Linked DNA regions of Homo sapiens: region 2 is linked to region 1. Evidence: chromatin contacts called from ENCODE Hi-C or POLR2A ChIA-PET data. All regions are on one chromosome and are shown on one strand. Each heading gives the region's core, a stretch centred on a gene start or an enhancer-like site at or near the end of the contact. The rest is flanking DNA. Distances are from core to core; before and after follow the strand shown. Region 1 holds the start of RSPH9 (radial spoke head component 9). Region 2 overlaps SRF (serum response factor).

Region 1 (2,700 bases), core at 107-2,606:
TCACCATGTTGGTCAGGCTGATCTCATAACAATGCCTTCCTAAACAATGCCTAAGCCTGGGCGTGGTGGTTCACACCTGTAATCCCAGCACTTTGGGAGGCTCAGGTGAGTGGATCACTTGAGCTCGGAGTTCAACACCAGCCTGGCCAACATGGCAAAACCCCGTCTCTACTAAAAATACAAAAAATATTGGGTGTGGTGGCACACACCTGTAGTCCCAGCTACCTGGGGGGCTGAGGTGGGAAGATCACTTGAGCCCAGGAGGTTGAGGCTGCAGTGAGCTGAGATCACACACCACTACACTCCAGCCTGGGTGACAAAGTGAGACCCTGTCTCAACCCCCGAAAACCAACAATGCCCAGACAATCAAAAAAGTAATTATCTGGGTTATTTACACACTTATTTATCAGCTGGGGCCCAGGTCATTCTGATTTCCTGAGTGCTCTTCAAAGGAATCCAGAAATGAAAATATCAACTAGCAACATTAACGATAAAGCCCATCTCCTGTGGCAACAAGCTTGCTGAGGAACCTGTTTGTTTGTCCTTGGCTGGGGACTCAAGAAGTGAATGTGGAGAAGTGATCTAGCCCAGGGAGTGAAGCTCCAGTTGCAGTGAGGTTCTGGCCTTTCATCTCTTGCTACCATTTGGATCTAAAAACAACAGTTGGTGGTAGTTGGTAGTTGATGAGAAAGGTGGTAGTTGATGAGAAAGTGTAGTCTATAAAAGTCCCCCTTTTTGTATCTCTCTCCTCACCCTCCTTTCCCAAGGTGTTACCCTATACCTTGCCCCCATTGCCTAGATTTTCATTTGTCACTTAGAATATTTCTATGGAAAGGGTAGATAAAGAAGACAGCTGGTGAAGATGGAAGAGAATGGATGGACCTCATTCTGTAAGACCTGGCTTGGGGTGGGGTGCGGGTGGAGGTAGTCGGGTTGACAGAATCTTAATTAGAGCCAGGAGGAATCTCAAATTCTTCACAGATCATTCTGAGGTCAAGAAGTGACATGACTGGGGTGAAATAGTACAGTTAGTGTCAGTGTTGGGGTTTTGTATTGTTTTCTTTCCAGACCCCAGGTCCATATACAGTAAAGACTCTAAATGTCGACTATGTGAAAGGGCTCAGGGAAGGCCAAATATCTATGGAAAAAGGCTGGGTTTGGACTTACAACCCCAACTGTAGCCTAACTGTAGGGGAAGCCATACTGTGGCCGTGGCAACTGAAGACATCCCGTCCCAAACTCTGGAAAGGATGAGGGAGGGGGCTGATGCCTAGGCCTCCGTGGGGAGGAGGTCTGGGCGGTAGGCGGTGGGGTGGGTGGAACCTAGCGTCCAGCTAGGCGGAAGGGCGGAGCTTCAGGTCTCCATGGAGGCGGCTTCTCCTAGCAACTCGACGGGCGTTGAGCGGAGCCGCTGACCTGATGGACGCCGACAGCCTCCTGCTGTCTCTGGAGCTGGCGTCCGGCAGTGGGCAGGGCCTCAGCCCGGACCGTCGGGCCTCGCTGCTCACGTCTCTTATGCTGGTTAAGCGCGACTACCGCTATGATCGGGTTCTCTTCTGGGGCCGCATCCTTGGCCTCGTCGCCGATTACTACATCGCGCAGGGCCTGAGTGAGGACCAGCTCGCACCGCGCAAGACGCTCTATAGGTGAGGAGGCCCCCGGGACGGGCTCCCCAGAGGGTGGCTACCTGGAGGCAGGGCGGGGTGGGCGGGTCGCAGCAATTGAAAGGGGCGGGGCCCATGGGGCCAAGGGAGGTGTGGGCGGGATCTGAGATGAGTGGAATGGGGGAGACCCTGGGGGGCGGGCCTGGGGACGGTCAAGAGGTGGTTGAGGGAAAGGGCGGGGATGGGGATGTCTCGGAATCTGAGGCTAGGGCGGAGCCTGAGAGGGCGGGGCAATGGACGGGCGATGTCCCCCGGAGGGCGGGGCCTTGCGAGAGCTTGTTCTCCGCCTGAGGAGGCCAAGAGAAACTTACATGCGGATGGGTTTATAAGAGAGACAGGGCCAAGAACGCAGGTGAAGCAGTGGGAAGGTTTCTGGAAAATGCGGACCTGGAGAAGAAGCCAGGTTCCAGCCAAGTGCTGGGCCTGGCTCAGTTTGGAGAAGGCTCAGTTTGGAGAAGAGTCAGACGCCAGAGGGAGAGGGTGGTGCTCTTTGATAGAGGTATCTGCTCTGGAGCTGGAGGCGCTTTTGGAAATAGAGAACGAATGCGGAATGGGGAGAGAGCTGGGGAAAATTCCCTGGTCACTACCATACAGGACCATCCAGCTATTTATTTATTTATTTTTGTTTTGAGGCAGAGTCTTGCTCTGTCACCCAGGCTGGAGTGCAGTGTCGCTATCTTGGTTCACTGCAACCTCCGCCTCCCGGATTCAAGCGATTTTCCTGCCTCAGCCTCCCAAATAGCTGGGATTACAGGCACGTGCCACCACACCTGGCTATTTATTTATTATTATTATTATTATTATTTTAGACGGAGTCTCGCTCTGTCGCCCAGGCTGGAGTGCAGTGGCTCGATCTCGGCTCACTGCAAGCTCCGCCTCCTGGGTTCACGCCATTCTCCTCCCTCAGCCTCCCGAGTGGCTGGGACTACAGGCGCCCGCCACCATGCCCGGTTAATTTTTTTTTGTATTTTTAGTAGAGACGGGGTTTCACCGTGTTAGCTAGGATGGTCTCGATCTCCTGACCTCGTGATCCGTC
Region 2 (2,901 bases), core at 286-2,785, 470 kb before region 1:
TCCGTGCCCATATAAGGCCGGCTTGGGCTCCACGCCGGCCTCCCGCCCGCAGCCCGCCTGCCTGGCAGGGCCTTTGCATTCCTCCCGCCAGCTGTCTCCCCGCTAGGGGCGGGGGTGTAGTTTAGCCCGGCCCTCCGGGCTGGGTCGCCAGGGAGTAGAAAGGGAGCACTCCGGTCCCGGGGTCCTGGGAATCCAGCACTCTTGGCAGGCGGGCTGGTTGACTGGGCCGGGGACTACCTTACAAGCCAGCCGCTGCCCTTTCAGGGTGTTGGGGGCCTGGGCAGTTAGGGAGCGCATTTGCCTGCTGCTAGGGATGCCTGCGCTGTTACTCCTCCCCCTTCCTTTTCCCGGTAAGGAGAGGGGGTGGGGCTTCCTCCCTTGCTGTCTGGGGAGCTCCACCTTCCGGGTGGCACTTAACTGACTGGCCAATGGGAGGAAGCGGCACTGTTTGCCTTAGCAACGCCTCTGCCAATCAAGGGTCTTGGGCCCAGCTGCTTTGCAAACGTCTCGTGCTGACCCACCCCGCAGCCTTTGAGCCTCTGGTTGACTCATTTCGGGTCTGGGCTTGGTGGCTTGGTTCTCAGTTTCCTTCTTCCCCTTCTAAGAACGAAGTCTTCCTTAGGGGAGAGTCAGTGCTGTAGGCTACCTCCTCTCTTAGTGGCATATCATCTGTAATAATTTTTAAACTTTTATAACAGTAGGGCTCATTTATTCCCAGGAAATTTTGTTGGATGAGTACATTCTTTTGGTAGTTTACATCTTGGGTGTTTGACATATAGTGTGTCATTGCCAGATTCTCAAGATCTCTCTCAAACTCTTAAGTTCCCTGAGAAACTCAGTTCCTATCTCAGAAGCCTGACAAATTAGAGCTGGAAGAACTCTTTGAAAGAAAACGTAGTAGCCCAGCCCCCTCATGCTTATAGAAGAGGAAAACCGAGGTTCAGAAAAGGGGACTGGTTATTTCAGGGTCACTTAGATGGTCATTACCAGAGCTAGGAACAGACCTTGGTGTCCTGACTCCCCAGCCAATGGGATTACCACAGTCCGCTGGAGCAGAGAACTCAGGGGATTATAATAATGACAATGATAATAATTATCATAAGAGCAGCAAATATTTATTTTGGTTTTTTTATGTGCCAGGTAGTGTTTTCTAAGTGATTTACATATGCTAACCTACTTAATCCTTACAGCAACCTAGGGGGTAGGTATTATCCTCCTTTTACCGATAGAAAACTGTAGCTCAGTAGATCAATAACTTACCTAAGAGTCAGGCATCAGGTAAATGGTGGCGTTGGGATTTGAACCCAAGCTCACTGGTTTCAGTCTGGGTTCTCAGTCCACACAAAGCTTCTGCAAAGGCAGGATCTGGTAGGGGCTCATTGCTTCATCTTTACTCTGGGTATAGGACACACTGAAGCCGGCGTTCACAGTCACCAACCTGCCGGGTACAACCTCCACCATCCAAACAGCACCTAGCACCTCTACCACCATGCAAGTCAGCAGCGGCCCCTCCTTTCCCATCACCAACTACCTGGCACCAGTGTCTGCTAGTGTCAGCCCCAGTGCTGTCAGCAGTGCCAATGGGACTGTGCTGAAGAGTACAGGCAGCGGCCCTGTCTCCTCTGGGGGCCTTATGCAGCTGCCTACCAGCTTCACCCTCATGCCTGGTGAGTCACGAGGGGCAGGGAGAGATTCGTCCTTCCTGGGGCAAATCAAGCATGCTAAGAGTGTGTTTAGGGCTGGCACCAAGAGAACCTCTTTCCCTGCTCAGAAGGAAGGTGAATAGGGGCCAGAGCCTGAGCGAAGCCTCTTATATCCCGTTGGCAGGCATACCTCTGCCCACTGAGACCCCTGCTGTCCTTGTCAGTAAGTTTCAACCATATATTCTGGCCCTGTCTAGCTACCCCAGCCCCGTGCCCTCATTGCCACAGGGCAGTAGATGTTTCACCACTTCCTGCCTTGACTGGAAGGCAGATCATGTCTTTGATGGGTTATTGCCAGCTCTTGGGTCAACTGAAGAAAAGAGAGACAAGGCCCAGGGCAGGAGGAGGAGGGATGGGCAAGAGTAGAGCGTGGAAGCCCCCAGAGTGGATACTTGGGCCTGAAGGGCCTCTTTGGCTTCCAGGAAAGATAGTGATGGGAGTTGGAGACCAGTGTGCCAGACCCTGGGACTGGGGTGTCCATGGGTACTTGGTGGAGGTGGCAATTGGGTGGGACAGAGCACAAATAAGACTCTGTGTCTTGCAGGTGGGGCAGTGGCCCAGCAGGTCCCAGTGCAGGCCATTCAAGTGCACCAGGCCCCACAGCAAGCGTCTCCCTCCCGTGACAGCAGCACAGACCTCACGCAGACCTCCTCCAGCGGGACAGGTATAGCTCGCAGCCCTGTCACCCTCCCTCCCTGCCTTCCCCCACGAGGCCTAGCAGTAGGTGCCCAACAGTAACCCTCCTGTAACTAAAGTCAGGGGATTTCTTAAAGTGGAGATTGAGGCTTTGGGCCTAATAATTATGGGGAAGTCAGGTGAGGATGACTGGGTTTTGAATCCCGCCCTGCAGTGGGCTGCGGATTCCAGAAGAAAATTGGGGACCATTGACCTACCTCCTCATTCAGATGAGGAGCCTGAGGCCTAGAAATAAGAAGTTACTTGCTCAAAGACACATTTGCTTAATTATCAGGAAGGACTTAGAGAGCAATTTTCTCTTTGTGCGAGGGTCTTACAGGTTTTGAGTAGCCACAGTTACCCTCAGGTATCTCTAGACATTTCAGAAATGATGAGATACTCTCAAAGTAAGGTTAATTTTAAGTTCTTATTATTTATAACCTTTTTACTCAAAGTGTGGCCTATGGACTGGGAACACCAGCATTACCTGGGAGCTTGTTGGAAATACAGAATCTTGAGTCTC

The links. A loop is a pair of places that touch in the nucleus more often than their neighbours do. ChIA-PET counts read pairs that join two places held with the same protein, here RNA polymerase II (POLR2A). Pooled maps may share reads with other maps.
Region 2: a loop to region 1 is called in a pooled map, with 3 times the contacts of the local background. The contact joins the enhancer-like site here to the promoter of RSPH9 in region 1. A Hi-C loop is called at or near these places in 2 of 37 single-sample maps with no recorded cell type and 1 of 50 pooled maps. POLR2A ChIA-PET finds 5 or more read pairs at or near these places in 2 of 52 experiments (MCF 10A and Panc1).

What each region holds. Positions count from the first base shown.
Region 1 is chr6:43,643,680-43,646,379 of GRCh38, forward strand. RSPH9 (radial spoke head component 9) reads left to right here and starts at 1,357. Exons shown (of 5, transcript NM_152732.5): 1 at 1,357-1,646. The coding sequence starts at 1,420. RefSeq lists a silencer at 776-964.
Region 2 is chr6:43,174,301-43,177,201 of GRCh38, forward strand. It overlaps SRF (serum response factor), which reads left to right. Exons shown (of 7, transcript NM_003131.4): 3 at 1,406-1,667; 4 at 2,248-2,367. Among named protein-coding and RNA genes, the nearest start is that of SRF, 4.5 kb to the left of the region's middle. RefSeq lists an enhancer at 546-775. Within about 2 kb of position 1,536, at least 3 of the 41 ENCODE cell types and tissues checked have a DNase peak (open chromatin) inside an H3K27ac peak, as active enhancers do.